Linked DNA regions of Homo sapiens: all the other regions are linked to region 2. Evidence: read pairs that join two places in POLR2A ChIA-PET (ENCODE). Cell type or tissue: PC-3. All regions are shown on one strand. Region 1 has its middle 30 kb from the start of MCU. Region 2 overlaps MCU (mitochondrial calcium uniporter). Region 3 overlaps MCU (mitochondrial calcium uniporter). Region 4 overlaps MICU1 (mitochondrial calcium uptake 1).

Region 1 (8,000 bases), 150 kb before region 2:
TTAATTACCTCCCAAATGCACCACCTCCTAATACCATCACAATGGGAAGATATAGGGGTAACATAAGAATTTGGGGAGGACACAAACATTTAGACCGTAAGCATCCCTAGACCTAGAAGTACAGTAAGTCCTTACTTATCATCAACAGGTTCTTGAAAACTTCAACATACAATGAAACCAATTTTACGATAAGCTAATTGATGTCACAAAAATATCAACCAAACTTATAAAGACTAAAACACTTCTAATGTTAAACATTGAAATAAATGTGAGCTACACATACATTTAAGAAAGACTGATAAAAACAAGTAAGTTTTGTTTTTTTTTGTTGTGTTTTGTTTTGTTTTTTTGAGACAAGGTCTTGCTCTGTTGCCCAGGTGGGAGTGCAGTGGTGTGATCTCAGCTCACTGCAGCCTCAAACTCCCAGGCCCAAGTGATCCTCCTGCCTCAGCCTCCCAAGTAGCTGGGACCACAGGTGCATGCCACTACACTTACCCAAGTAAGATAATTATTTACCCAATTATAGTGGCCAGAATCTATCTGGGCAGCTCTGGTGCAAGGCAGGAACTAGCCCTGGACAATATGCCATTCCATCAGGGTGCACTCACAAACACACACCCACAATCAGACTGAGCCGATGTAGACACACCACTGAACCTAATGTGCACATCTTTGGGACATGGGAAGAAACTGAAATACCTGGAAAAAACCCATGCAGACATGCGGAGAATGTGCAAACTCCACACAGTCAGTGGCCCTGGCTGGGAATCAATTTTTTTTTTCTCCTCATTCTAAGGAAACAACACTGAACAAAATGACATTATTTGAGAACCTGCTATACTTTATTCTCTTCATGTTGATTCTCCTCTGAATGTATATTTTCTTTCTGTGAGCAAACTCACTCTTCATTATAAACACAATTAGGTGGTGATAGCAATATAAAAATTCTTGGTTGCAAGGAGCTTTATGCTATGGAAATGGCTTGCTCTCTTGGAACCTGTTAGCTTTGAATCTGTTCTTAACAGAAAGATTATTCTCTCTTCCTACCCTCCTGCTGTTTTCCTTCTGTTGTTGATTTTACTTCAAAATATTTCTCTTTTGTTCTCTGGTTTTAGGTGGATACACTACTGCATAAAAATGACTGTGGTACTTCTGAGGGTGAGGTGAGCCTGTGTTTGTTCTTAGCTTTAAATTTGTCAATAAGGGCCGGGCGCAGTGGCTCACGCCTGTAATCCCAGCACTTTGGGAGGCCAAGGTGGGTGGATCATGAGGTCAGGAGATAGAGGCCATCCTGGCTAACATGGTGAAACCTCGTCTCTACTAAAAATACAAAAAATTAGCTGGGCATGGTGGCACGTGCCTGTAGTCCCAGCTACTTGGGAGGCTGAAGCAGAAGAATCACTTGAACCCGGGAGGCAGAGGTTGCAGTGAGCCGAGATTGCACCACTGCACTCCAGCCTGGGTGACAGAGCAAGACTTCGTCTCAAAAAAAAAAAAAAAAAAATTATCAATAACTACTTCTGTGCTATGATAATGCCCAGCTCCCCAGGAGGATTTAACGGCCATAGCCTTGGAGTTCGCCATTGAAGTAGGTTTTTGACCAGCTGCTAAGCTGCAACCTGAAGCGTAAAAAGGGGAGAAAATAGCATGAACATGTCGGCCAGGCGTGGTGACTCAGCACTTTGGGAGACCAAGGTGTGAGGATCGCTTGAGCCCAGGAATTTGAGACCAGCCCAGGCAATATAGCGAAACTCCATCTATATCAAAAAAGAAGAAAAAAAAATCCCAGCTGCTTAGGAGGTTGAGGTGGGAGGATCACTTGAGCCCAGGAGGTCAAGGTTGCTGTGAGTCATGATCACACCAATGCACTCCATTGCCTGAGTAGCAGAGCGAGACCCAGTCTCATTAAAAAAAAAAAAAAAAAAAAAAAAAGAGGAAAGTGTCTGCTTATTTTCAAGCAATCTTCTCTTCTGCCTTTACCTACAAAGTAACCTGATTTGGGAATTTTATAATAGCTAAAGATCAAACTATACTGCTAGCCTCCCTGGGCGAGATTTAGTATATCAGAAGTAACAGAACTTGACAAAATACTCAAAGACATCTAAAGATTCTTAAATTTGGATAACTCCTAATTAAAGTTGGTAGTATCTTTTAATCTCTTCTTATGTGAGACCTAATGAATTATAGGTGTTTACATTCTTGCATTCAATATATGAGAAATTGAAAATGACTGTGACAGATGGATACTTACTATGTGATTCATTAATAGCACAATAGGTCAGGAATGTTGATGTTTACCTAACACAACAACTCAAATTTCAACACAATTTTTTACAAAAAGAGGGAAAATTAGTGTATATTTTTTGCAGCTATTTTTTTTAAAAATTGAACTTTACTTGAAAATCTCCAGTTGACTAATTTATATGTGCTACCTTATTAATGCTGTAATACTTGAATGAACTTACGAATTATATGTCTGTATCCTTATTACTTAGCATAGTACTTGCCTTCATTAAATGCTTGTTTAATGAATGAGTGATTGAATGAATGGATTAGAAAGAAAAGAGGGAGAAAGAAAAAGAATGAAAGGAGAGAAGATGGATGAATGAATAAAGAATTATTTACCTTTTAAAAGTAGGCGGCTGGGCGCGGTGGCTCACGCCTGAAATCCCAGCACTTTGGGAGGCTGAGGCGGGTGGATCACAAGGTCAGGAGACTGAGACCATCCTGGCTAACATGGTGAAATCCCGTCTCTAATAAAAATACAAAAAATTAGCTGGGCATGGTGGTGGTCGCCTGTAGTCCCAGCTACTCGGGAGGCTGAGGCGGGAGAATCACTTGAACCCGGGATGCAGAGGTTGCAGTGAGCCGAGATCCCACCAGTGCACTCCAGCCTGGATGACAGAGTGAGACTCTGTCTCAAAAAAATTAATAAGTAATAAAATAAAAGTTTATACATGGTAAGAGTTAAAGTGATCTACTGATGACAATCAGGCCAGCAATGGAACGATTATCCCATGTATTATCTGGGGTGGGCAGTAATCAAAAAACAGGCTGGGTGCAGGGGCTCATACCTGTAATCCTAGCACTTTGGGAGGCCAAGGTGCGCAGATCGCTTGAGGCCAGGAGTTCGAGACCAGCCTGGCCAACATGGCGAAACCCTGTCTTTACTAAAAATATAAAAGTTAACTTGGCGTGGTGGTGTGCACCTGTAGTCCCAGCTACTAGGGAGGCTGAGGCACAAGAATCACTTGAACCAGGGGGGCAGAGGTTGCAGTGAGCTGAGATTGTGCGACTGCACTCCAGTATGGGCAATAGGGCAAGACTCTGCCTCAAAAAAAAAAAAAAAAGCAAACAAGCAAAATATCCCTATCCTCATGGCTCATACATATTCAGACATCAGAAACAACTCTAAAAAGTGAGCCTGGAATTGTTCTCTGTCTAGAAATTTTATTGCAGTAGTGGAGATAAAAGAAAATGCACTTTGGCCTTCATGTAATTATTTTTCCACTTGTCTGTGAACACCATAGTAAGAGCCTATTCTTGAAAGAAACCAAGGTGTGTCTAGACTCAAAATGTCCACCATTTTCTCTCCTCTATTGGGTCTGTCTTATTCTTTAGGCAGTTCTCAACCATAGCTGCAAATTAAAATCACCTACACTGCTCTTTCTTTTTCTTTTCTTTTTTTTTTTTCTGAGACGGAGTCTCACTCTGTCGCCCCGGCTGGAGCGTAATGGCACGATCTTGGCTCACTGCAACCTCCACCTCCCAGGTTCAAGCGATTCTTCTGCCTCAGGTTCCTGAGTAGTTGGGATTACAGGCGTGCACCATCACCCCCGTCTAATTTTTTGTATTTTTAGTAGAGATGGGGTCACCGTGTTGGTCAGGCTGGTCTTGAACTCCTAACCTCCACCCACCTTGGCTTTCCGAAGTGCTGGGATTACAGGCGTGAGTCACCGCACCTGGCCTACACTGCTCTTTTTAAAGGATATCAATGTCTAATCCCTACCCTTCAACCCCATCCCAGTAGTCTATTTATTTGTTTGTTTGTTTGTTTTGAGACAGAGTATCGCTCTGTTGCCCAGGATGGAGTGCAGTGGTGCGATCTTGGCTCACTGCAGCCTCCGCCTCCCGGGTTCAAGTGATTCCCCTGTCTCAGTCTCCAGAGTAGCTGAGATTACAGGCATACACCACCACATCCAGCTAATTTTTTGTATTTTTAGTAGAGTCGGGGGTTTCTCCATTTTGGCCAGGCTGGTCTTGAACTCCTGACCTCAGGTGATCCACCCACCTCCCCCTCCCAAAGTGTTGGGATTACAGGGGTGAGCCACTGCGCCTGGCCCCACCCCCATTCCAGTAGTTTTTAAAAGATGATTCTTATGTGTAGCTGAAGTTGAGATTCACTATGGTAGGGAATTACAATTGCTATGTTCTTAACAGGTTGTTTTTTTTTTTTTTTTTTGAGACGGAATTCTTGCTCTGTCGCCAGGCTGTAGTGCAGTGGTACGATCTCAGCTCACTGCAACCTCCACCTCCCTGGTTCAAGCTATTCCCCACCCTCAGCCTCCCAAGTAGCTGGGATTACAGGCACATGCCACCACGCCTGGCTAATTATTTGTACTTTAGTAGAGACAGGGTTTCACCATGTTGGCCAAGATGGTCTGATCCACCTGCCTCGGCCTCCCAAAGTGCTGGGATTACAGGCATGTGCCACTGTACCTGGCCGTTCTTAACAGTTTTTTTAAAAAAGCATAAAAATACGTTAGCTAAAACTTGCTTTAGATTCTCCTTCCAAAGCTTTTTGAATTCAGTGTTAGGTGTTTGCTATGTCAAGAATAAACACTAACAAGAAACAAAATGAGTATCTTGTTCTGATCCATGTACCTTAACCTACTGGCTTGTAAAAAGAAATTTGTTCTTTGCTGAGTCAACTGTAAAAAGAATTTTTGCCTGAAATTAAATATGCAGGCCAGGCGCGTGGCTCACGCCTGTAATCCCAGCACTTTGGGAGGCTGAGGTGGGCAGATCACGAGGTCAGGAGATCGAGACCATCCTGGCTAACATGGTGAAATCCCGTCCCTACTAAAAATACAAAAAATTAGCCGGGCATGGTGGCGGGCGCCTGTAGTCCCAGCTACTCGGGAGGCTGAGGCAGGAGAATGGCGTGAACCCGGGAGGCGGAGCTGGCAGTGGGCCGAGATAGCGCCACTGCAGTCCAGCCTGGGCGAAAGAGTGAGACTCCGTCTCAAAAAAAAAAAAAAAAAAAAGAAATTAAATATGCAACCCAAGATTGGTTTGCCTAGTGTCACTGTAAGGGCAGGTTAAGTAACAAAGTTTAAAGCTCAAGGATGCTGCTGAACACCTTGGAGTGTGTCTAGATAATGCAATTTTCCATTAATATCAAGGCATAAAAGCCAGTACTCCTCTCACTTGCCTGTAAATCTCATGACTTAGCTTAGTTTCTTTCAAGAATAGGATCTTATTATGGTGTTCACAGACAAGTGAAAAAATAATTACATAAAAGCCAAAGTGCATTTTCTTTCATCTCAACCACTGCAATAAAATTTCCAGCAAGAGGACAATTCCAGACTCATTTTTCAGAGTTGTTGCTGATGTCTGAACATGTATGATCCATGAGAGTAGGGATATTTTGCTTGTTTGCTTTTTGTTTACTTCCCATCCCAGTAGTGTATAGGCTACTGGGCACATAATAGATAATCGATGAATATTTATTGAATGAATAAGTATTGGGTTTTGATATTGAATAGTGCCTTCCACTTCCCAAACACTGAAAAACCCAGTGTGAAATTCCTTTTAAAATTTATTATTAATATGAGTCTAGAATAAATATTGTAATATATATCTATTATTTCAGTCTTTTCAGCAACCCTTCCTCTTTCCTTCAAGATGACAAAACTAGTCTGTCCTACTGGGAATGAACTCAGTGTGGACTCACTCCCTCTCCTCCCTGGCTATAGGAGATATCTTGTGACCAAGACTTATCCCATCAGAAAATTACATTCCTTAGCTACCCCCACTCACTTCCCACCACATTGTTGGTTCCTGATGCAAGTCAAGCTGCCCTGTGACTTTTCTGCTACAGCTAATAAAGAAGATCATCTCTATCTGCTGGAGTTAATTGTGGGTATACTTTGGAGTCTGGAGCTGGGGGCAGCCATCTTTCCCACCTTAGGGTTAGAACCTGTATGTAGTAGCAAGCCAATCAGAAGCAAGAAGAATTGAAAGGTAGAGAGGGAAGGAGGGAGAGAAAGAGAGAGAGAGACTGTTTTCTCATCACCAAACAACTCATATTTATTCCTTTTTAAAAGTAGGAATATATTTTTTGTTTTGTCTATGAAAATAAAAAATGCTAATTGTTAAAATATCAAAATTTTTTAAAATGAAGAAAATTAAAGTTATTTTGAGTTCAACACCAAGACACTATCTTTCTTTTCTTATTTTATTTTATATTTTTATTTTATTATTATTTTTTGAGACGGAGTCTCGCTCTATCACCCAGGCTGGAGTGCAGTGGCACGATCTCGGCTCACCGCAACCTCCACCTCCCTTGTTCAAGCCATTCTCCTCCCTCAGCCACCCGAACAGCTGGGATTACAGGCACACGCCACCATACCTGGCTCATTTTTGTGTTTTGAGTAGAGATGGGGTTTCACCATGTTAGCCAGGCTATTCTTGAGCTCCTGACCTTGTGATCCACCTGCCTCGGCCTCCCAAAGTGCTGGGATTATAGACGTAAGCCACTGCACCTGGCCTTTTTTTTTCTTATGTTCAACAAAACATGTTTTTATAACCTCCTTTTATCAGTTTATGTATCATAAATATCTTTTCACATTAATGAAGATAGATTTATGTCTTTTTTTTTTTTTTTTTTTTTTTTTTGAGACGGAGTCTTGTTCTGTCGCCCAGGCTAGAGTGCAGTGGTGCAATCTGAGCTTACTGCAACCTCCGCCTCCTGGGTTCAAGTGATTCCCTGGCCTCAGCCTCCCAAGTAGCTGAGATTACATGTGAGTGCCACCACGCCCAGCTAATTTTTGTATTTTTTGTAGGGAGACGGGGTTTCACCATATTGGCCAGGCTGGTCTCAAACTCCTGACCTCAGGTGATCCACCCGCCTTGGCCTCCCAAAGTGCTGGGATTACAGGTATGAGCCACCACACCCACCCTATGTCATTATTTTAAAAAACGATATAGTATTCTAGAAAAAATATAAAACAAAAACTATATAGTATTCCATTGGGTATATTCACTATAGATTACTTAACCATCCCTGTTGTTGCAGATAGCTCTTAAAAGCTCTTAAATGTTTTCTGAAAAACAATAAATCTTTCTCCTGAGAATCCCCTCATTCTAAATTTTCCTTGCATAATTTGAACATTTGAAGGTTACTGGTTGGGTAGGAGAGGAGGAGGAAGACTTTTGTGAGCTGGTGAAAACATAGAAAATAGTACTTTTGTAACTATGAGGACTTTCTTACTAAATATTAAGTGTATTAATCTCATATAGATGAAGAGTAGACATCGTGATTGGTAAATTTCTTGGCTATTTTTTCAGATTTTTTTTTTTTGAGACAGAGTGTCACTGTGTCACGCAGGCTACAGTACAGTGGCACAATCTCGGCTCACTGCAACCTCCGCCTCCCAGGTTCAAGCCATTCTTCTGCCTCTGCCTCCAGAGTAGCTGGGACTACAGGTGTGTGCCACCATGCCTGGCTAATTTTTTGTATTTTTAGTAGAGATGGGGTTTCACCATGTTGGCCAGGCTAGTCTCGAACTCCTAACCTCATGATCCGCCCGCCTTGGCCTCCTAAAGTGATTTATTTTAAAAAGTGTTTATATATATGCCTGTGGCACAATATTTTGATGCTGACTGTACTACTCTCTGAATGACTAATAAATCTCTAATTAGGAGGGTGGGGTTGATCAGTCACAGGAGTAAACCCAGTTCCACTGGAGGTATTATTTATGCTTTATTAAGATAAC
Region 2 (8,000 bases):
TAGGCATCTGAAACACTAGCTTCAACGGAACATATAATGATTGCAGAATCCAAAGAAATATTTCATAATTTTGACTCAAGAATGAAGTTCCCATAAAATTGTATTAAGTTTTCAGGTACATTCTTAATATTCATGGCATACATAGCCATTAGAGGAAAGGAAATAAGACTCTAGTAACATTTTTAAAGGTCATCTTGTAGAAGGAAGTATCCTTTCAGTACCTTGAGGGAGAGTTAGGATTGGTTTATTTTCTGGAAAGCTTCACGCATTAATCCGTTCTCACATAACTATAAAGAACTACTCGAGACTGGGTAATTTATAAAGAAGAGGTTTAGTTGACTCACATTTCTGCAGCCTGTACAGGAAACATGGCTGGGAGGCGGAATCATGGCTAGAATCATGGCGGAAGGCGAAGAGGGAGCAAGCACATCTTACTATGGTGGAGCAGGAGAGAGAGAATGTGAAGGGGGAAGTGCTACACACTTTTAGACAGCCAGATCTCGTGAGAACTCACTCACTCTCTTGAGAACAGCAAGGGGGAAATCCACCTCCATGATTCAGTCACCTCCCACCAGGTCCCCCTACCGAAATTGGGAAGTAGAATTTGACATGAGATTTGGGTGGGGACACAGAGCCAAACCGTATCACCTTGGAAATTATAAGATGTTTTGTCTTTATCCTTTCAGCAATGAGGAGCCAGTGAAAGTGTTCTGAAGAGATGATAATATCATCCAGTCTTTCTGTTGGAGAGTGACTGGTGCATTCTGATGGATATATTAGAAGGACAAAAGATTGGAGGCATTGTAGTAGTAGTAACAATAACCATTCTGTTTTGAGTGCCAGGCACGTGCTCACTGTGCTTAATGCTTTATATGCATTAGCCCTTTGTCACCTCACAACATCTGGATTTATCTAAACAGAAACTAAGACTTGAGGCAGTCAGTGGAACTTGCTCCAAACCACAAAGCTAATAAATGGAAGAGCTGGGATTCAAATCCATTTGTGACTTTAGGGCCTCTGCTCTTAACCACTGAATTATATTAATATTCATAGAAAAAAGAAGGAACAAAAAGAAGCAAAAAGGGTGATGGTAGACTTGATGAGACTTGGAATTGGCTGGGAGTACAAAGTGAAGACTCTAAAATGGCTATGGGTCTTAAAGCCTGAGAGACTGACCAAAAAGTTTGACGTACAATTAATTGAAATCGGAAACATTGGAGTGGAGCAGGTTTGGGAACATATTTTACTTCAGGGACTTAGAGGTATATTTGATAGAGCTATTCTAATAAGCAGCTAGAAATTTGAATCTGAAAATCAGTACAGAAAGGACTCAAGACATTATTTTCATTGAGATAATAACTTGAAGTTCTAAGAAAGGTTGAGCTCTCCAAACAGAATAAGTATGAAAAAACAAGGGCAAAGAATAAGCCTTGATGAGTATTTTGGGGATAGCTGGAAGAGCAAGAAGGCAATAAAGGAGACATAGAAGTGGTCAAAGACAGTAGAGTAAGAAGTAAATTCAGGAACTCCTAGAGTGTCATAGAATTCAAAGAAAAGAATTTCAGGAGGGAGGAGGTAGTCAGCAGTATCAAATGTTTCCAAGAAGGCATAATAGTATGAGAAATGAGAAAATATCAGTGGGAAGTAGGATTAGTGAAGGCAGGCTTCTGTGTGTGCATGTGTGTGTGTGTTTGTATGTGTGTGCGCGTGAACATATGTGTATGGGGGTGGACATAGTGTAGAACTAGACATGTCTAAGGTTGGAGAAAGGAGCTATTGAAGTTGGAGACATTAAAGATGCAAGAGAGAAGAACTAACTGAAGAAGTAAAGGTATTCACCTTGCAAAGGAGTGGGGAGACTTCTTTCCCTGTGTTAGAGTGAAAGAAGAGAAAAAAAGAAAATTGAGAGAAACTTGGTGTTGGAGAAGAGAGGAATTGTGAGGGTGAATTTCAGAAATTTCCTATTTTACTGGTTTCAGTAAAATAAGAGGTGACGTCTTTGACTGAGAGGCAGGAAACAGTTCTGAACAACTTCTGTAGGGAAGAAGTCTGAGAGTCCACTGACATATGTGAAAGCATTTAGTGAGTAACATGATTTTGTAGTGACATCAGTTAAGACAATTATGTTGCCTTTTTTTTTTTTTTTTTTTTTTTTTGACGGAGTTTCGCTCTTGTTGCCCAGGCTGGAGTTCAGTGGTGCAATCTCGGCTCACTGCAACCTCTGCCTCCCGGGTTGAAGTGATTCTCCTGCCTCAGCCTCCCAAGTAGCTGGGATTACAGGCGCCTGCCACCACGCCCAGCTAGGTTGTTGTTGTTGTTGTTGTTGTTGTTGTTTTGTATTTTTAGTAGAGACAGGGTTTCACTATGTTGGCCAGGCTGGTCTTGAACTCCTGACCTCAGGTGATCTACCTGCCTCAGCCTCCCAAAGTGCTGGGATTACAGGTGTGAGCCACTGCGCCTGGTCTGTGTTGCCTTTTTCTCATAGGCCTTGCTTTATCCCACAGCAGGAGTTGATGAAATAAATTTACCAGAAAGTAAGGATTGGCACAGTAGGTCTAGGAGGTCAAGGAAACCAAAATGCCAGAGAACATAGTTAAAATAAGGCTTATACTGAGTATGGAGATAGTAGAGAAAGGACAATAGGCCTGGAGAATATTGAAAAGACTTGGTAACTTCTATTGGTTATATCCAGTAAGAAACCTCCAACCTGCTCAGCACATGCTTTTAGAAATAGCTATTCAGTGTATACTTTATTAGTTTACCAACTGGGGTCACCCTTTGAACCAAAATAAACATGAATCTTTTACTGCCAATTTCTCAAGGCGAAAATGCGTAATTTATAATGTAGGAAAGATAGGCTATAAAATAGTTGATAAGATTTAAGTCTAGATTGCCTTTTCAGTTCGGTTGTGGTGGCTGTTGTTTGAGAAAAAGGTTATTGATGTTAAAGGATAGTTGCATTCTAGACGCAATGAGCCAAAATAGAATTTGTTGCGAACTTGTTAATGTGTTCATGTGTGTTTTTTGTTGAAGTGAGTTGACATTTTTATGACAAACATTTTTTTGTGTCTGTTGTAGTTGTTCAATGAGAAGAGGGCCAATATAACCAATAGACTTGGTCCTCTACTAATCTGAATAATAAGACTTGTTTTGTAAGACCTGTGGGGTCCCTTCAGATTATTCTTACAATTGGATTTTCTTTTCTTAACTAAGCAGCTACTCAATCTCTCTTTGCTTTTCTTTCAATGACATTAGAGTTCCAGAGCAAGAGGAAAGGAATCTTTCACTCAGTTTAGTTTGATTGAAAAGGCCCACTTAATTAAAATGTGTAAGTTGTCTTTGAGCTTATCATTTAATGATTTTCTTCTATCTCTGTATTAAGAGACTAAGTAATGATAATGTTTTGAATTTTTGCAAAATAAATTTCATGTTAACTAACTTATCTTTGAAGATAAAAGATAATTTCTCAAGATAACATGTTTTGAAAAGAATTTTACCAAAAGACCATACTGGCTTTTTCAGTATTATTTTCATATACATAGAATTCTGAATGCTGTCTTTTCCTTTATTACAGATATATTCAGAAACATTTCCCTGTATCTTCCTTCTTGTTTAGTTAAAAAATAAATTTTATTCAGCCAACCCTGTGTTCCTTGTCATTTATGTACTAGATACACTTGAAAACAGTTTCCTATATTGAATGTATTTTAGGAAATAATATTATTTACCTATTCATTTTGGATGTTTATAGTGCTTTTTTTTTTTAACATGGAGAGTAAAATGCTTTTAATTTGTAATTTCAAGGTTTCTTTTCTTTTTGTTTTTTTTCTTTTTGAGAGGGAATCTTGCCCTACTGCCCAGGCTAGAGTGCAGTGGTGTGATCTCGGCTCACTGCAGCCTCCACTGCCCGATTCAAGCAATTCTCCTGTCTCAGCCTCCCGAGTAGCTGGGATTGCAGACATCTGCCACCATGCCCAACTAATTTTTGTATTTTTAGTAGAGGCGGGGTTTCACCATGTTGGCCAGGCTGGTCTCGAACTCCTGAGCTCAGGTGATCCGCCCGCCTCGGCTTCCCAAAGTGCTGGGATTACAGGCATGAGCCACTGCGCCCATACTCCAGATTTCTTATACTTCATTATTGATATGAGGTGGAGACAGTGGGCAGAGCAAAAGAGTACAAAAGGAAGAAAAGTGACCAGAGAGAACAGAATTCTATGCAGAGATTTAGTGGTTGAAGACATGATGCAAAAGGACAAAGGAACCTCAGGGATGGTCTCTAGTGAGTAATCTTTAGTATTCATTATTGAGATATGCTTTAAAATAGTATCATGAAGGGCTGTTTTCTGACATAAAGGGCTGTTTTCTGACATAACTTTCTATCCTTACAGAAGCAAATTGTTGCAAAGCAATGTAAAGAGGAAGTAAGCTTTCTTCAAACCATTACTGCTTTATGTAATGTTTTATCAAATGCTTTGGCTTTATGTTGTCCGGTTTTTAGTGTCCTGTGGGAGGTTGGTGGAGAGGAGTATCCAGCCCTGAGTAAATTCAAAAATATGCAGCTTGACAAGTTAATCATCTCTGTGGCTTAGTGCTTCAAGATGTGCTTTAACTGTCACCTCTGATTCCTGGATCACTTTCATCACTGTCTTTTCTAAGCTGTACTAAACATTAAATAACATGAGGGTTCCTTGCTGCCAGCATTTAGAATACAGTCTAGTTCCTAGCCCAGTGTCCTAGCCCAACATTCTGGATTTTTTATATATGCTGTGAGGATGACTCATGGCAAGAGTTCGTTCAAACAGATTCCCCATAGGAAGCTGAAATGAGAGCTTTTGGCAAGGCAGGTAGAACCCATTGGAACATAAATTCAAATGATATATAGCTAGCTGTGGACTGCTAGTGAGCAACAGCTGACCAGCCAACTTGGAAATTAACATTTAGAGTCAGTGTCTTTTTATGAGCAAAGGCATCAACCAACAATGTGATGTAACGTCCAGAGCTGTAAACGACTCTGAAGACTGCAGAAACCTAACCCTTTAATTATAGAAGGTAATGAAAAATCAGGTAAAACTTGGGAAAGAAGTGTAAGAGGATCTGTTAATTTAAATACCAGCTCTCTCTTTTTTTTTTTTTTTTTTTTTTTTTTGAGATGGAGTCTTGCTCTGTTGCCCAAGCTGGAGTGCAGTGGCACAATCTTGTCTCACTGCAACTTCCGCCTCCTGGGATCAAGCGATTCTCCTGCCTCAGCCTCCTGAGTAGCTGGGATCACAGGCATGCACCACCACACCTGGCTAATTTTTGTAGTTTTAGTAGAGACAGGGTTTCACTATGTTGGCCAGGCTGGTCTCGAACTCCTGGCCTCAAGTGATCTGCCCGCCTCAGCCTCCCAAATTGCTGGGATTACAGGCGTGAGCCCCTGCGCCCAGCAAATACCATCTCTCTTGATGTCTGCACTATGGATAGCATATTTTTGTGATTTTTTTTTTTCCTGACTGTGAAACAACACGATTGTTGTAAACAATTTGCAAACTATACATAAATTATAACCTGCAGGTCTATTTAGTCTATGTTCTTCAGGTCTATACATACATATTTTTTAAACATAATTTAGGTTCTTGCTACACACTGTGTTTTGTAACTGACAGTGTGATGTTTCAACACCTAGACCCAAAGAATTTTAAACCTTAAAAATCCCCTAATCTAACCTTCTGAAATTGGAGGAGGTACTTGAATCCAAGTGGCAGGGGATGGAAAAGTAAAGGCAGTTACACACATGTTCAACAAATGAGGGTCAAATCAAATGGAAGAGTGCAACAAGGGACTTTAGTAATGGTCAGGTGAAACTGGTAATCCTGATCCTGGTAAACTGGTAAAAACCTAATTTGTAAGCATGCCATGGAAGTCTTTTATAGTATGGCATTCTGCAACTGCCTTTAATCCAAGTGGTACAACTGATTTGGCATGGCTGCTGGAACGGATCTCCAAACAAATGTTGTTCCTGGCACAGGCTTCTTCTGAGCAATTCTTTCACACTGCTGACATTGGAGTTTTTTGTTTTTTTTTAATATATCTTTCATTCCCTGGTGCATTAAAACCTATCAAGCCTATAATTTTTTGCTTTAAAGATTAGCTCTTCTTACAATGTAATGTGTGAGGAAGAGACTTCAATTAAAAGTAGCAGAATAAAGGAATTTTTACTCTTCCTTTCTTTTTTGAAACTCACTAAAAAAAAGACAGGAAAATAGAAAAGAAGTCCATTATTAGTGCAACTAGGCACAAAGCTCAGCCCCGGAATACAAACAATGAAGCATAACTTGCCAAATACATACTATGAAATCTAGACCACATATAGGAGGTTGCTGAACCTCTTCTGGGAATTCCAAGCAATGTACTGATTTCTCTAAAAGGAAGGGTTATATTATCTTAAGGGTCTAACCAGTGAACCTTTATTGTAGTGTTCTGACATTTAGTTTTTTATAGACTCAAATTATAGATATGATCTGTTACAAAAAATAAGAATCTGTCCAACACAAGTGTTAAGAAATAATAAGGCAATAGGAGGAGATGAAAAACCAGTGGGAAAATCTTAGGAAAGAAGTATAAAAGAAAAATAGAAGCATTAGAGAAGTGAAAAACACATCAGAAATAACAACAAAGAGTAAATGTAATCAGAGACATGGCTAAGAGGCTTGAGGAAATTATATCAATTTAAGAAAATACAGATATAAAAATTATAGAGAAAATGATAAGGGGAAACAAAAGACATCTATGCATGGCATCAGCAAACTTGTAAAGGGCCAAAAGTAAATACTTTAGGCTTTGCAGCCATATAGTTTCTGTTACAGGCATTCAGCTCTGCCTCTTATAGTACAGGAGCAGCCATACACACTATATATGGCTGTGTTGTAGTAAAACTTTTATTTACAAAAACAGATAGTGGACTGGATTTTGCCTGATCTTGGTTGCTGAACTTCGTTCTTGAGAAAAATAACAAATGGAACTGAAGTAATATTTAGAGGTATAATAGGAGAAAAATTTTTCTGAAATAATTAAAACCTTGAATCAAAGATGACTACCCTGTGGCCCAGGAATAATTGATATAGAACAATTGATATCGAGGCATATTTTGGTGAAAATATGGAACTTAAATGGATAAAGAATTTGGTGGACATGTAGGTAGTGGGATGGGGGACAGAACTTGGGTTTACCTTAGCTTTCTCTTTAGCAAGAAACAATGTTAGAAAACAATAGAGGAATGTTGACCATGTCTTGAAGTTAACCCAGGATTTTTTAACCAGCAAAATACTTTAAGCATAAATATTAATACACGGATGTGCTCTAGCATGGGAAAGCTCAACAAATCTAATACCCATGAGATCTTTTTCAGACAGATTACATCGTGATAAAAACCTACCTAATCGAAAGATTAATCAAAGAATTCAGAAATAAACTGATAAAAAATAGTGTGATAAGAATTAAATTCATTTCATTACAGAGCTAATATGCCTCAGTGGAAATTATACTTTCAGAATAGATTATCACTTTATAATCTTGATATTATAAAAATAAATAACAAATCAGGTGGGGAAGGGAGGTGTAAATGTTATTCCTTCATAGCAAGAAGGATCACTTGAGGCCATAAGTTCAAGATCAGCCTGGCCAACATGGTGAAACCCCATCTCTATTAAAAATACAAAAATATATGGTGGCGGGTGCCTGTAATCCCAGCTACTTAGGTGGTGAGGCACGAGAATCACTTGAAATAGCGGGGCGGAGGTTGCAGTGAGCCAAGATCATGCTACTGCACTCCAGCCTGGGCGACAGAGTGAGACTCCATCTCAAAAAAATAATAATAAACTCTAGAGGGATCTTTTAGGAACTGGTATGCCATATGATTCAACACTCATTAACAAGTCTAGTTTTACATCAGATTTTTTTTCTTCAGCTATTTCAGTGAAAACTTTAAAATATTTTTTAAATAATACGTAGGAATGGGCAAA
Region 3 (8,000 bases), 50 kb after region 2:
CAGTTAATTGGTTGATATCAGTGGTGGAGTCTTCTGAAAGGGCTAGTTTCTCTTAAGCCCTTAGGAAAGAATGCCTAATGGTGGCTAGCAAGGAAGGGGTATAATGAATTGTGTCTGACCTCCCATCCTGTCATGGCTGAGAACTTAGCTTTAAAGGTTTACCCTGGGGTCCCCTTGGCCAAGAGGGGGTCCATTCAGTCAGTTGAGGGGCTTAGGATTTCACTTTTGTTTCTCACTTATCAGCTTGGATATAATACTGTACTATATATACATGAATTGACTGTTTTGGAGTAAGAGTCTCACTTATTAGTGTACTTCTTGAAAGCTCTGGATCCCGAGAGCCACGTCCTACAGGCTATGAAGTCTAGCCCAGCAATCTCTGACTGCTTAATAAAATCTTGCTAAATGGAACCAGGGCTTGTATTCACCAATATCAAGAACTTCACCTGATATCCTTGGGAAAGCCTCTCCTTGACCCACTCAGAAGACAGTTCCTTGCCTGTTTTTTCATATCTGTAAAATGAGCTATGTGATCCATTTGATCTTTTATAAGCCAGTTCCCAGAATAACCTTCAACTAAAGCTAAAGGGCATGTTCTTAAACCTTCTTTGAAAACATTTTAAATCACACTAATAATAGACCCCCATGCAAGAATGGTAATAATGTGACTTTAACTTACATTGAAATCCAATTATCATATGTTTGTGGGTCTTTTTCATTCAGATGTTACAGTGGTTTATCAAAATGGGTTACCTGTGATATCTGTGAGGCTACCATCCCGGCGTGAACGCTGTCAGTTCACACTCAAGCCTATCTCTGACTCTGTTGGTGTATTTTTACGACAACTGCAAGAAGAGGATCGGGGAATTGACAGAGTTGCTATCTATTCACCAGGTATAGTCACCATCATTATTAATTACCATCTATCCCTCATTTCACCCCACACCATTTCTAGACACATACATACACCACACACGTAGCTACAAAAGAACCCTATACTGTTAACTTCAGAAAACTTTTTTCTTTTGCTTAGCACTTACCAGGAGAGAAAGGGATTTCTCTCCCAGTGGTACTCAGAGTATAATTGATCGGTTTTAGCAAATGTGTATGCACAGGGAATCTCATTCAAAAGCAGCTCACATATAATGCCATGAGCAAGGATGAACAATCAATCACATTTTATATTATTGAGACTTTTTATCATTACTTTCGGTGTAGAATAAATACTTCCAGTAGTTAAACCCTCATCTCTGGAAAGAAAAGTTTGCCAAAATAAAGAAGTATATAATTTGAAAAGAATATAAACTAAGGCACTAAAAATTACCATTTTATGTATTTAATTTATTTATTTTTTAATCTTTTTAAGTTTTTTTCCCATTGTGTTTTCCCCATTTTTACTTTAAAATTTTTCAAACCTGCAGAAAACTTGAAAGGTAAGTACAATAAATGCCCATTTACCCTTCACCTGGATTCACCAGTTAACAATTACCACATTTCTACTCATCTGGCAATATAATTAGTAGACCAGCTGGTGGATGTATAATACTTTGCTAACCCCAGCGTCTATCTCTACTGAATTATTGGCAACTAATCAGTGACTATACTGAAAAGTACCATATGTCAGAAAATTTTTTTTTGACTCAACCAGCTTCCATTATAGGCAGTATTAAGCCCATACAGCTGTCCCAGTGACCCTAGATTTCCAATGTACACCTATAGAACTATGACCATTAATTATTTCACTTGTTCATATAGTTCACAGGAAAAGCTGTTGTTAAATCTTCACAAACTTGAGTCCTAAAAACAGAGCTTCAACCTAAACTTTGTTTGCATAGGAAATGAGGCAAAAAGTTAACTGAAATTTTAAAAGGAAGAGGTAATTTTTAAAAACGATTTTGAAGATTGAATTTTCCTGACCATTCTTGAATAATTATGGACCTATGACAAGTTTCATTTGAAATTTTCACAGATGGTGTTCGCGTTGCTGCTTCAACAGGAATAGACCTCCTCCTCCTTGATGACTTTAAGCTGGTCATTAATGACTTAACATACCACGTACGACCACCAAAAAGAGGTAAAATAGTAACCTTGGTAAGGTCACAGAAATGTGGGAAGGGCTTTTGGAAATAACTTTATTTTTTTTCCTTGGGTAACCTTGAGAAACAGACAGTATTCAAAGAACACTGAAAGTTTTATATACAGATAGACACTATTTCAGTTGAAGAGCTCATTGAGTACTTGGCACTTGGCTAGTACGTCGACAAAAATCACTTCGATTCTGCCTAGATTCCAGAATGCTTCATTATCTGATATTGTCACTCTGTTTCACATAAATGAATGTCCTACATAACTGAAGCCCCTTCCCTTCATAAAGGCCAAAAGTCATACTACTTTAATAACATTGCAGGGGATATCTTTTTAAAATAAGCTATAGGCTTCTCTGTTCTCTTAAGCATTGTAATAAGTATTGAGCTTTTTTTATGGCTCAAGGTCAGCAATCTGAAAGTCAGTTATTGTACAATAATAATAGTTCTTAGGAACTTCTGACATGGTGCATGGTTTTTTGTTGTTGTTGTTTTTTGTTTTTTTGAGACAAGATCTCACCCTGTCACCCAGGATGGAGTGCAGTGGCATAATCACAGCTCACTGCAGCCTCGACCTCAAGTTATCCTCCTGCCTCATCCTCTCAAGCAGCTGGAGTAGCTTGGACTACAGGCATGTGCCACCATGCCTGGATAATTTTTTTTCTTTTTGTAGAGATGAAGTCTCACTATGTCACCCAGGCTGGTCTTGAACTTCTGGGCTCAAGCACTCCTCCCTCTCTGTCCTCCCAGAGTGTTGCGATTACAGGCATGAACCACTGTTCCCAGCCTGTATATGCTTTTATGGGAAAAGGAAAGGTGCTCTTCTCAGACACAAATTGTAAGAGGGCACCAAAAAACTCGGTAATCAAGATAAAGAATTGTTGGGTTTTTTTGTTTGGGTTTTTTTTTTTAAGAGTCTCACTCTGTCGCCCAGGCTGGAGCCCAGTGACATGACACTGGCTTACTGCAGCCTCCACTTCCCAGGTTCAAGCCAGATACGGGTTTCACCATATTGGTCAGGCTGGTCTCGGACTCTTGACCTCAGGTGATCCATCCACCTTGGCCTCCCAAAGTGCTGTGATTACAGGCATGAGCCACTATGCCCAGCCGCCAGGCTAATTTTTTTTTTTTTTTTTTTTAGTAGAGATGGGGTTTTGCCATGTTGGCCAGAATGGTTTTGAACTCCTGACCTCAAGTTATCTACCTGCCTCAGCCTCCCAAAGTGCCGAGATTATAGCCGTGAGTCACCGCACCCAGCAAGATAAATAGTATTTTTATGTACTATTTTAAAAAACCAGAGTTAATGCAAAAAATGCATGATGAACAAAATTTTAAATAAAGACAGAGTCAGTATTACTAATATTTCTTTTCATCCTAGCCTCTACTATGGCTCTGCACAGTACAATGCTAAGTAGCCCTCTAAAATAGCGTTTTGAGTTGTGTCTTTTTTTTTTTTTTTTTTGAGACTGAGTCTTGCTCTGTCACCCAGGCTGGAGTGCAGTGGCACAATATCGGCTCACTGCAAGTTCCGCCTCCCAGGTTCACGCCATTCTCCTGCCTCAACCTCCTGAGTAGCTGGGACTACAGGTGCCCGCCACCACGCCTGGCTAATTTTTTGTATTTTTAGTAGAGACGGGGTTTCACCGTGTTAGCCAGGATGGTCTCGATCTCCTGACCTTGTGATCTGCCCGCCTCGGCCTCCCAAAGTGCTGGGATTACAGGCGTGAGCCACCGCACCCGGCCGAGTTGTGTCTTTTTTGGTCCTGTTTCTCTATTTACCCTTAATATTCATTGTAACTCACTGCTGTTGTTAATGCCCCTTCCACCACTCCTTCCACCAGCCCCATAGGACAGCAGTTCCCAACCTTTTTGGCACCAGGGACCAGTTTTGTTAAAGATAATTTTTCCACTGACAGTGGGGGCGGGGGCAGAGGCAGTGGTTTTGGAATGAAACTTTCACCTCAGATCCTCAGGCATCAGTTAGATTCTCATAAGAAGCGCACAACCTAGATCCCTCACATGCACAATTTACAATAGGGTTTGTGCCCTATGAGATCTAATGCTGCTGCTGATCTGACAGGAGGTGGAGCTCAGGCAGTAATGCTCACTCACTGGCCTCCTCCTGTGCAGCCTGGTTCCTAACAGGCCACTGACCAGTACTGGTTCGCACCCCAGGGGTGGGGGACCACTGCTGTAGGACATTCCTTCTTTTCAATCCTGCTTTTAAGAATTGGGTTTAGGCCTGGTAAGGTGGCTCACACCTGTAATCCCAGCACTTTAGGAAGCCGAGGCAGGAGGATTGCTTAAGACCAGGAGTTTGGGACCAGCCTGGGCAACACAGTAGCAACCAGCCTGGGCAACACATCTTTTTAAAAAAAAAGAAAAAAAAAAAAGAAAGAATTGGGTCTAACATAGAAAAGTTCTGAGTGAAACCCTGTTATTAAATTCCTCTATAATCTGGTCCCCATCTACCTTTTAAAATGTTTTCTTTCCCTCCTACATGTTGCCTACTTTCTCTCCACTGTGTATTCCTTCATGGTTTCCTGAACTATGCCCCGTTCTTTTCCATCTCACTGTTTGCCCACTTTCCTCTGCCTAAGATGTCTTTCTTCCTAACCCCTGTTTTCTCAAGTCAAAATTGTCAATATTGACTCTTCCAATAAGCCTTTAATGATCATACTCTTTCTGTCTCTGACCCCTGACCAACCAAAAATGATTAATCTCTTCTCTGAATTTTGCTTCGTCCTTTTCTTTGATGCTGTGAGGGAAGGCACTGTGATTTTGTATTCCCCATTGATTCCTTCTATATTGAGTGAATTAAATGTGTTCGCTGGGTAGCATTTTGATTGTGCAGAGGCCATATTCACTTTCTTTAAGCTAAATGAGAGGGAGCTAGCTGGGAGAAAGTATAGAAAAGTATCCTTAAATAGAATGGAAAGATATTCTTTAAATACAGTTGATTGTTGAACAAAGCAGGTTTGAAAAAACTTGCAAACGAACCACATAACCTAGAAATATCCAAAAACATTAAGAAAAGTATGTCATGAATGCATGAAATATATGTAGATACAAGTCTATCTTATTTTATTTTATTTTTGAGACGGAGTCTCTCTCTGTCCCCCAGGCTGGAGTGCAGCAGTGCAATCTCAGCTCACTGCAACCTCTGCCTCCTGGGTTCAAATTATTCTCCTCCCTCAGCCTCCCTGTAACTGGGATTACAGGCACGTGCCACCATGCCTGGCTAATTTTTGTATTTTTAGTAGAGATGGGGTTTCACCATGTTGGCCAGGCAGGTCTTGAACTCCTGACCTTAGGTGATCCACCCACCTTGGCCTCCCAAAGTGCTGGGATTACAGGCATGAACCACCATGCCCTTCCTATTTTCTATCGTTTACTACCATAAAATATATACATATCTATTATAAAAAGTTAAAAATTATCAAAACTTATGCACACACTTACAGACCATGCATGATGCCATTTGCAGTTGAGAGAAGTGTAAACAAATGTAAAGATGCAGTGTTAAATAATATCTGCATAAAATTGACTCTGGTACATAGTATACTACTCTAGTAATTTCATAGCCACCTCTTGTTGCTATTGCGGTAAACTCAAGTGTTTTTAATATCACATACCACACAGTTTTAAAATGCTGTGTGGTGCTAATTATCTCCTCATGGGTAGTTCTTCTTTCTAGTAAATTGTCTATTGCAGTAAAAATTGATCTCCTGCAGTTCTCAAAATTTTTTTGTGTTTAGTCCACCATGGGACCCATACGAAGTGCTACCAGTGATGCTGGAAGTGCTCCCAAGAAGCAGAAAAAAGTGATATGACATTGCAAGAAAAAGTTGGATTGCTTGATACGTACCGTAGACTGAGGTCTGCAGCTACAGTTGCCCATCATTTTAGACAGATGATTTATCTTGTAAACAGACAATGTAAACTTACAATGTAGATAAATACAGTACAGCACTATAAATTTATTTTCCCTTCTTTATGATTTTAATGTTTTATTTTCTCTAGCTTACTTTACTGTAAGAATACAGTATATAATACATATACAAAACATTCATTAATTATGTTATTGGTAAGGCTTCTAGTCCAGGTAGGCCATTAGTAGTTAAGTTTTTGAGGTTTCAAAAGTTGCAGGGGGGTGGTGCCCCAACACCCCCGCCACATTGTTCAAGGGTCAACTGTAGTAAGACATTATCGAATCAGATTTTTTGAAGTTGGAATAATTAAACATGTAGATCAGGGACAGTTAGCCATTTATCAGCTATGCTAATGTGTTTTTCTTCTTTATTCCCTGATTCTTGGGCTAGAAGTTCTCTTTAAAATAACAGAAGTACAGGGCCTATTTTACAGAGGTGTGTTTTTGTGTAAATTACTTAGAGAGTTCATCTGTTTAGATTTTCTGTTGGTAACATTCTGAAAGTTCACTAATATATTCCTATATAAAGTATAACAATCAGGAAAGTTAAGATGTGAGTTTCCATGTATTATGTTGTCAAAAACTAAAGGTATATTAATCAATTAATAAATACCAACCATTCCTGTAATAACCGTATTTTTTAAACAGAAATGAACGTTTAGTTTTTTAAATAAAGCTTTTCTCAAATTGAATAAGAAAAGGCAGAAATTGAAAAAACAGGGGATTGTATTTGATTCCCTGGTGATTTGGCAGCCTAAAACAACCCGTTGCTTTATCTGTATCCAGGAACTCTGGAATATCTACCTTGCTTCTCTAGAAGTAAATTAGGGTATAAAGCTTGCAAGGGTCAAAAATCTGTAATTCATGGAAATAATCATAAATTGAAGTGTGAACTTAAGTAATTCAATAGCAGCATTGGTGTAGAATTTCAAAAGACCTTTTTAATGTTTAGATGCACACATCATAGCTCTCTTAGTTCTGTTATTTGCTAGTGAGAGATTATGCCATCAGCATCTCTCACAGAAACTCAATATGATTTTAAATCCATAAACAGTTTGTTTTCCTTGATTTTAAATTTAATTATTTTTCTGAGACAGGGTCTCACTCTGTCACCCAGGCTGGAGTGCAGTGGTGTGATCACAGCTCATTGCAGCCCTGACCTCCCAGACTCAAGCAGATCCTCCCACCTCAGCATCCCAAGTAGCTAGGACTATAGGCACATGCCACACGCCGGCAAATTTTTTATTTTTTGTAGAGATGAGGTTTCCCTATGTTGCCCAGGCTGTGTGGTTTTGTTTTTTTTTTTGTTTTTTTTTTTGTTTTTTTGAGATGGAGTCTTGCTCTGTTGCCCAGGCTGGAGTGCAGTGGTGCAATCTTGGCTCACTGCAAGCTCTGCCTCCTGGGTTCATGCCATTCTGCTGTCTCAGCCTCCTGAGTAGCTGGGACTACAGGCGCCTGCCACCATGCCTGGCTAATTTTTTTGTATTTTTAGTAGAGACGGGGTTTCACCATGTTAGCCAGAATGGTCTTGATCTCCTGACCTCGTGATCCGCCCTCCTTGGCCTCCCAAAGTGCTGGGATTACAGGTGTGAGCCACCACGCCCGGCCTTCCCTGGTTTTTAAACATAGTAAAGAAAATCTTTTTTTCTTCTTTTGATAAAATGCAAAATAGGCTCAAATTTTGTTTCTACCTTGTGTCTTTCTGTCCCTGGTTGAGGAAGGTATTGCTGGCGCCCAAGGTACCACCACTCTTTTTCAGCTGACTACAGTAAGAGAGTGGTTTGAAATTCTGTATTTAAGAGGGATGACATTCATTGAATAAGCATGTTCCATTCCTCTGCCCCGTGTTGCAACGCTTTAGTGAAAGGGCTAAATGGAGGAAAGAAATAGAAGGCACTAGGTTCAGGATGTTTAAGAGGAATAATACTAGGGTTTTTTTGTGTTTTTTTGTTTGTTTTTTGTTTTTGTTTTGAGGCTGGAGTACA
Region 4 (8,000 bases), 330 kb before region 2:
TTGTAAATCCCCAAACACAGTAAGATACCTTTGCAACTCTCAGCAACATTGCCTTAAACAATTAAAGAGACAGGATCTCACCGTGTTGCCCAGGCTGCTCTCAAACTCCTGGGCTCAAGCGATTCTCCCACCTTAGCCTCCCGGGTAGCTGGGACTATGGGTGTATGCCACTGTGCCTGGTTAAGCACATATATTTTATATTAAGCACACATATTTTTATTCTGACATTTTGTGTTTCCAGCTCTTACTACCTTTGCAATTATCCATCCTTCTTCATCTCCATCTTCTGGTGTCTTCCACACAATAAACAAAAAAGCAGGAATATATGCTCAGATTGAGAACTGCTGTGACCCCTGAGTTTCTTTCTCCACAAACGGAACATACAAAGACAGCTAAGATTTTTCAATTTAGAGGTTTTTGGTTTTAGATTACAGAAATACTTCACTTCATGACATTTTCACAGAACATGTTGTTTCCTATCTGCTGTCAGTTTATAAAGCACTGATAAGCTTCAAATCAATCAGTTCTCACAGCTGGAGGTAAATGGAAAGAATGCCTATAGTACAGGCCCTCCTGCCCATCAGTTCCACATGTGATGGATCTACTGAGTCTAAGGAAGACCTACCTCAAGCTTCAGAACATCATGCTGCAGTTTACGCTGAAATTCGAGGAAGTTTTTGATTGTCAGCTTTCCCTTCAGATCAGCTCCAAAAAAGTAGGTTGTGAGGGCTGAACACAAGCCAGACTTGAGGGTGTTGCCAGTAGTTGGACGATCTCTGTGGCGCATACCCATACTGGTTTGGGAGCGAATGATGCTCTGAACCTAATACAGAATCAAACCCACATCCAGAAAAATATTAGGAAGTGAGAAAACATAAACATAGAAAAGCAAGAATCATAACTATTGTTTACTATTTGCCTACTCTGTATTATAATTATCTCTTTTAATGCTTACAACAATTTTTTTTTTTTGAGACAGAGTCTCTCTCTGTCACCCAGTCTGGAGTGCAGTGGTACAAAATCAGCTCACTGCAACCTCCACCTCCCGGGTTCAAGCAATTCTCATGCCTCAGCCTCCTGAGTAGCTGGGACTATAGGTACACACCATCATGCCTGGCTAATTTTTTGTATTTTAATAGAGACAGGGTTTCACCAGGTCGGCCAGGCTGGTCTTGAACTCCGGACCTCAAGTGATCCTCCCACCTTGGCCTCCCAAAGTTCTGGGATTGCAGGAGTGAGCCACCGCGCCCAGCCTACAATAATCTTATAGGTGCTATTATTATCCTTATTTTATAAATAAGATTGAAGCACACGGAATTAAATAACTTGCTCAAGGTCAAGTGGCTGGTAAGTAGCAGAATTAGGGTTCTAACACAGACAGCCTGACAACTTTATAATTGGGATCCTCTTAGAAAATCTCTGTTCAGGAAAGGATGAACATTTGTTTTGGAGACTCAAAAACTCTCTCATGACCAGGTGTGGTGGCTCATGCCTATAATCCCAGCACTTTGGGAAGCTGAGGTGGGTGGATCACCTGCGGTCAGGAGTTCGAGACCAGCCTGGCCAAGATGGTGAAACCCCATCTCTACTAAAAACACAAAAATTAGCCGGGTGTGGTGGTGGGTGCCTATAATCCCAGCTGCTCAGGAGGCTGAGGCAGGAGAATCACTTGAACCCAGGAGGTGGAGGTTGCAGTGAGCCAAGATTGTGCCACTATACTCCAACCTGGGTGACAGAGCGAGACTCCATCTCAAAAAAAAAAAAAAAAAAAAAGAGACAGGGTCTTGCCTGTCATACAGGCTGGGGTGCAATGGCACGATCATAGCTCACTGCAACTTCAAAATCCTGTGCTCAGGTGATCCTCCCACCACAGCCTCCGGAGTAGCTAGGACTACAGGCACATACTACCAATCCCAGCTAATTTTTTTTCCCCCTGTAGAGATAGGGTCTCACTATGTTGCCCAGGCTGGTTTCAAACTAGCCTCAAGTGGTCCCCCAACCGCCTCTGCCTCCCAAAGTGCTGGGATTATAAGCATGAGTGATCGTGTTCAGCCCAGTTTCTTACCTTATATAATGTACCTGATACTTTCTCCCACTTCCTGGAATATTTGCCCCTTTCCTCATTTTGAGAATACAAAAAATGCTTTTTCCTATACATACAGTTTTTCTGTTTTGAGACCACTTCTGGCAATCATAATAACTGTATCTGGAGAAGCACCATGGTTCTCCAATGGCAGTAGTTCTATGGAAATGTAACCTATTCCTAGGATTTTGAAATTGTCACCTACTATAGTCAAAAATGGTATGGCACCATTTTTCCTTCTCTTATAGAAATCCTTTAAGAAAATATGTAGTCCTTGTATTCTGGAACTGCCTAGCACATAGCAGCTTTTTGGTAAATGTTGAATTGCCATAATTTAGCTTCCCAGCTAGAGGCATTATAACCCAATTTATGTTGGAGAATCGGAGCAACCGTGACCTTAACGGTATGTTCAAATAATTCATTACATTTAGAGTGAAAACAAACAAATAAAACCAACCCACCTGTTCAAAGAATAATTTTGAGAAATGACATTTTAGGTACTTCAAAAATTGGAATAGCCTCTGAGTATACTGACCAAGGCTAAGGTAACTCCAAGGCACATGAAAATGTATTTTAAATATTAATGTATTTAGAGGAACTCTCCAGGACAACTTGCCTGTTCAAATTCTTCCATATCTACTTCTCCATCTCCATTCAAATCAAACATCTTGAAGGCAATTTCAAAATTTCTCTGAGGAGCTGCAGAGGAGAGAAAAAAAATATTTAGAAGGCATTGACCAAAAATAAATCCCTTTTTAAAGAAAAACAAAAGGCTAAACACTAAAATGTAATATCAAAGTCACCATAAAAGTGACTGAGTCAAAGTCTCAATAAATGGAAAATGAAACTGCATTTATTGAGATCACCCTTTTAGGAATACTCCTTGAAACCAAAAAAGAGTAGTACTACGGCCAGTAAAGACAGCACTTGTCTACCTTTTTGTTTCAACATGCTTTGCCTTAAATGATTTAGCTTTGCTTTCAGAGACACCATCTTCTTAGCTTAGTAATATTAACGTTCTGTTGCTTCAATATGGTATTACTTATCTGGGCAAGAAAGTATGTCTAGGGTGAGACATATTGCTGCAAAGTAAGAAGTTGAAACACTACATCTTAGTCTTACCCTCACAACAAGCCAGCTTTCTACTTTGTTCTTTCTAGTCTCTTTGTTGTAAGTGCAGTCAGGAGTTCTGGGCATGTCACCCTGCCAACATGGATAATTTCAAGTTGGTTTCTTTTATTAGTTTATTCATTATCACTACAGCTCTATGGTAAGGCAGAAAAGTACACTGTAAGGTACTCAGCCCCCTATTTTTTTTTCTTTTTTTTTTTGAGACAGTTTCACTCTGTTGCCCAAGCTGGAGTGCAGTAGTGCCATCTTGGCTCACTGCAACCTCCGCCTCCAGGGTTGAAGTGATGCTCATGCCTCAGCCACCCGAGTAATTGGGATTACAGGCATGTACAACCATGCCTGGCTAATTTTTGTATTTTTAGCAGAGACGGGGTTTCACCATGTTGACCAGGCTGGTCTTGAACTCCTGACCTCAAGTGATCCACTCGCCTTGGCCTCCCAAAGTGCTGGGATTACAGGTGTGAGCCACGGCGTCTGGCCTCAGCCCCCTATTTCGATCATGTCAGCTGCATACACAAATTACTAAATATACTTAAATGGTAAAATTAAGCTGAAGTTTAAATAACAAAATGAAAAAATGCAAAGCTTGACAAAACTTTCCCTTAATGATGAAAGCTTTTCAAGGCTTCTTTAGTGTTCCTAGATCAGTCATAATATCATTAATATACTCTGTGCATTGGAATAAAATATAAACTCAACAGCCCTCCTCCCTTCCCATACTAAATGTTCTGGTAAAGAAAACTAAGTTGTTTACTTCCTTCCTTTGGTGCTTCAAATTTATACAGCTCTAGAGAATAAACCAAAATAAATATTCTATGTGTCCTTATACTAGTGAATTAAAATTTCAGTTAACATCATTTACATGAAAAAAGTTAAGATTTTATGCAGAGAAAAAAGTAAAATGAACTTTGTATATTATGTATAATTGTTAGAGAGGCCATATTCCCATCCTGCTCATGAATTTGTCAACAGAAACACTTTCTGGGCTCAAATTCCATTTTCAGGTAGTTAGGCAGCTAGGCTGGAAACTCCTGGTTTTTAGTTGCCTGGGTGAATCATGTGTGTGTCAGCTTCCAATTGTCTGCTTCACTTGATATTGACTTCCAATAGGTTTGCTTTCCTTTAGGCCAGAGACAGGGTTTCAACATGTCAGCTAGGCTGGTCTTGAACTCCTGACCTCAAGTGATCCTCCCACCTTGGCCTCTCAAAGTCCTGGGATTACAGGTGTGAGCCACCATGACCCAGCCTTCAATTGCTGGGAAGGATGCAGCTGGGGGAATTAGTTTTGTATATTTGTTGTCACTTCTCAAATTTTTGCTACCTGTCTGAATGTTACATTTTACTGAGGAGTTACTATGTGGCAGGCATTGAGCTAGATAATTGGAGGTGTTTATTATTTGACTTCATACTCTCAATCTTGAAAACTTTCATTTCTTTATTGTTTAAACAGAGGAGGATATTGGGGCTCAAAGCAGTTAAATGGCTAGCTCAAAAATCACACAGCTCCTTTTTGGCAGAAGTGGGAATTGAACTTAAGTCAACACTGACTCCAAAGCCTACAAACTTTCCTTATGTTCCAAGGCCTCTAATGTGAACATAGAGGTACTTAAAATGATAAACACACACTCTTCATGCTGACACGATTTGACCTAAAAACTAAGCAACAAAACATGACACAGTGGTTATGTCAGTCTCTGCAAAAGCTGAACATTCCAAGTTGATCATCTCAAGGAGATAACCAATATCACAGAAACACTGCCTGTGTTATGCTCAGGAGTTTAGGCTTGACCGTAGTAAATGGAAGATCCACAGGCAACATTAAACTCTCAGATAGGTTTGTCATGTGTTTTTGTTTTTTGGGACAGGGTCTTGTTCTGTCATCTAGGCTAGAATGCAGTGGCACAGTCATAGCTCAATGCAACCTCAGACTTCTGGGCTCAAGCAATCCTGCCTCAGCCTCTGGAGTAGCTAGGACTACAGGTGCGTGCCACCAAGCCTGGATAATTTTTCTATGTTTTGTGGAGATGTGGTCTCACTACATTGCCCAGGCTGGTCTTAAACCTCCTGGCCTCAAATGATCCTCCTGCCTCAGCTCCCCAAGGTGCTAGGATTATAGGTGTGAGCCACAGCACCCGGCTGGTTTGTCATGTTTTTTAAACTTCTGATTATAAATCTCTTCAGGTGGAAATGTTCTCTCTTATTCTTCCTTATTTTGTCACACTTGGCCCACTTCACTCCTATATGTTATTTGCCTAATTCCTGTAGATACTTGAGAATGTAACAATGGCAGAAAATATGAAGCCACTGAAGGTTTTAAGTAGGAGAGTGACACAATCAAGCAATTATAAAGGACTTCTCCAGCTACTGTGTGAAGAATGAGTTGGAAAAGAAAGGCCAGCTTTAAAGAAGATCAGAAGCTCTTTTAAATGTTGAAAATGCAAACTGCAGTGATGGCAGTGGTAATGGAGAGGAGGGACACATTTGAGATACCCAAAGAAGGCAGAAATTATAGAACTTAATGATTAGTTAGCTGTGATGAGTTGAGAGTGAAAAGGAATGACAGCATGACTGGCTTAGACTACTGTGTAGCTTGCATGGCATGAAGAAAGAGAGCAAATAGATGTAAAATGTTTGAGAAATAAAATGATTTCAGACGGGATCTGCTAAATTTAAGGGGTCTCAGCTTATGCAGATGAAGATGTTCAGGAGACAGTTGGAAATATGGGTCTAAAGCTCAGTGAGAGAGGTTTAAGCTGGGATTTATGGGCATACAAGTGGCTAGCTGCAAAGAACCTGAAAGGAAGTTGCCCATGCAAAACTGAGGAGTGAGGAGAAGGTCAAGAAAAGGGTAGATTGCAGGTGGAAGCCAATGTTTAAAGTGCAACGAAAAGGAAAGGAGGCAGTGACAGAGGAAGCGGCATCACAATATCCAGAGGAATACAGCCCAAATTAATAGAAATAGGAAAACATTTGATAAGAGCGAAGTCAATATGCTCCCATACATGAATTAAAGCAGTATCCCCATTCCCTCTCTCCACAATTACAGAGGTGACACAGACTGCTTACAACTTCAGCTTTATCAGGATCTTGTAGTCTTACTGTCTTGTGAGTTCCATGAAGGCATGTGCCCAGATCATTTAAATGACTGAATGAGTTATTCTAGCATATTATGGTTAATATCACCTCCTACAACTAAGGTTAAATACACTTTACCAAACAAAGTATACCCTGTAATGCTTGAGGTTTCTCTGTCTTTTTATCCTGGTATAGTTCCTTTCAAAGTACTGGCTTTATGTGGAGCAACTGAGAGTGCTTGTTAAAGTACATGCGCTGACACCACAGAGGCCATGAACCTGTGCTTGGGCCACTGCTGAGGCAAGCTGGGCTGCAGCCTTGGACATGCTCACTTGGGCCTCACCAGCCTCTCAGGGCCAGTCTTTCTAGAAAGAGCTCTCAGCCTATTCAATTTCATTGGCTGATCATGTCAAAGCATATGGGACAAACAAGCCAAAAACAAGCTTGCTTTAAGTGAAACATGCTACACAGTATATGATGTCAAGCGATTCTCTTGTAAACTTATTTGTCTCCTCTCAAATGTAGCCTTCAGGGCAATTTTTAAATCTAGTTGTTTTGGAAAGCTTATGGCATCCTGTGTTTATTCTAACTCATAATCTGTTTCCATAGAAAGGTTCTGAAAGAGGAATTTTGGTTTTTGTTTTGTTTTTTGTTTTTTGTTTTTTTGAGACTGAATCTTGCTCTATTGCCCAGGCTGGAGTGCAGTGGCATGATCTTGGCTCACTGCAGCCTTTGCCTCCCAGGTTTAAGTGATTCTCGTGCCTCAGTCTCCCAAGTAGCTGGGATTACAGGAGCACACCACCACCCCCGGCTAATTTTTGTATTTTTAGTAGAGACGGGGTTTCACCATATTGGCCAGGCTGTTCTAGAACTCCTGGCCTCAAGTGATGCACCCGCCTTGGCCTCCCAAAGTGTCGGGATTACAGGCGTGAGCCACAGCGCCCACCCTGAAAAAGGAATTCTTTTGAATGCTAGGCTACTTAGAGTGAAGAGTGAGGCTTTCCCCCCTGCTAAAACAGCATAATTTACTTTCTACACGATTTCCAAAATGGTCTCAGCAAGTGTTGAAACTGATTAGAACAATAAGACCCTACACAAAGTTTGTTACTATACACCTTTCACTTAGATTTCCTTAATAATCTTTGCTACTAGGATACAGAGCTACATTAGGTCTGTTCTGGTTACAAGTCTGTTTCTATAATATCATTCCACCATTGACAATCATGATAATAATAATGACAACTCTACACTGTTTCCTGAAGCACATTTTTTCTGTTTTGTTTTAGTAAAGAGAAAAAACCATCTTTTTCTATGTGTATTGAGTCACATAATCAGATAAACACTAGCTGTCCTGAGACTTTCACTGGTTGATTTCATGGCTATTTCTCTCACTGTTCTTTAATAGAAAATGCATAAGGAATGGTACGGGTAGGAATGGTTGAACTAAAGTTCTAATTCTGGCTTTTCCAATAACCTAATGAGTCATTTGCTGCCTTACATTATTTTTTGGTAGCACTGATGGAATGATGAAAAAATGAATAGGTTAGATTCTAAACAAGTTTCTTATTTTCTATTGGTTTGATTCTCCTATCAAAGAATTCTTACCTGTCCCATTCCTGTTTTAGAATGCTAGAGGATAAATGAGGTAATTGATATGCAATGTCAGAGAAGTCTGAGTTTTGAAAAAAACTTCCAGAATGTTCCTCTATTC

The links. Peaks named below come from ENCODE experiments on the same cell type or tissue, not always from the same donor. Only the 100,000 strongest peaks of a DNase experiment are listed, where the experiment ranks them.
Region 1: POLR2A ChIA-PET joins it to region 2 with 10 read pairs; 2 of 35 experiments call an interaction of 5 or more read pairs at or near these places.
Region 3: POLR2A ChIA-PET joins it to region 2 with 12 read pairs; 6 of 35 experiments call an interaction of 5 or more read pairs at or near these places.
Region 4: POLR2A ChIA-PET joins it to region 2 with 16 read pairs; 2 of 35 experiments call an interaction of 5 or more read pairs at or near these places.

What each region holds. Positions count from the first base shown.
Region 1 is chr10:72,658,158-72,666,157 of GRCh38, forward strand. No RefSeq gene overlaps it. Among named protein-coding and RNA genes, the nearest start is that of MCU, 30 kb to the right of the region's middle. In PC-3, no CTCF peak of the experiment used is centred here; no DNase peak of the experiment used is centred here.
Region 2 is chr10:72,808,331-72,816,330 of GRCh38, forward strand. The region is part of intron 1 of MCU (mitochondrial calcium uniporter); the gene reads left to right. Among named protein-coding and RNA genes, the nearest start is that of OIT3, 81 kb to the right of the region's middle. In PC-3, no CTCF peak of the experiment used is centred here; a DNase peak (open chromatin) is centred at 4,611; H3K4me3 peaks cover 955 bases; H3K27ac peaks cover 1,024 bases.
Region 3 is chr10:72,858,454-72,866,453 of GRCh38, forward strand. It overlaps MCU (mitochondrial calcium uniporter), which reads left to right. Exons shown (of 8, transcript NM_138357.3): 3 at 724-894; 4 at 1,970-2,074. Among named protein-coding and RNA genes, the nearest start is that of OIT3, 31 kb to the right of the region's middle. In PC-3, no CTCF peak of the experiment used is centred here; no DNase peak of the experiment used is centred here; H3K27me3 peaks cover 2,906 bases.
Region 4 is chr10:72,474,475-72,482,474 of GRCh38, forward strand. MICU1 (mitochondrial calcium uptake 1) reads right to left here. Exons shown (of 12, transcript NM_001195518.2): 7 at 2,700-2,782; 8 at 626-823. Among named protein-coding and RNA genes, the nearest start is that of DNAJB12, 120 kb to the left of the region's middle. In PC-3, no CTCF peak of the experiment used is centred here; no DNase peak of the experiment used is centred here.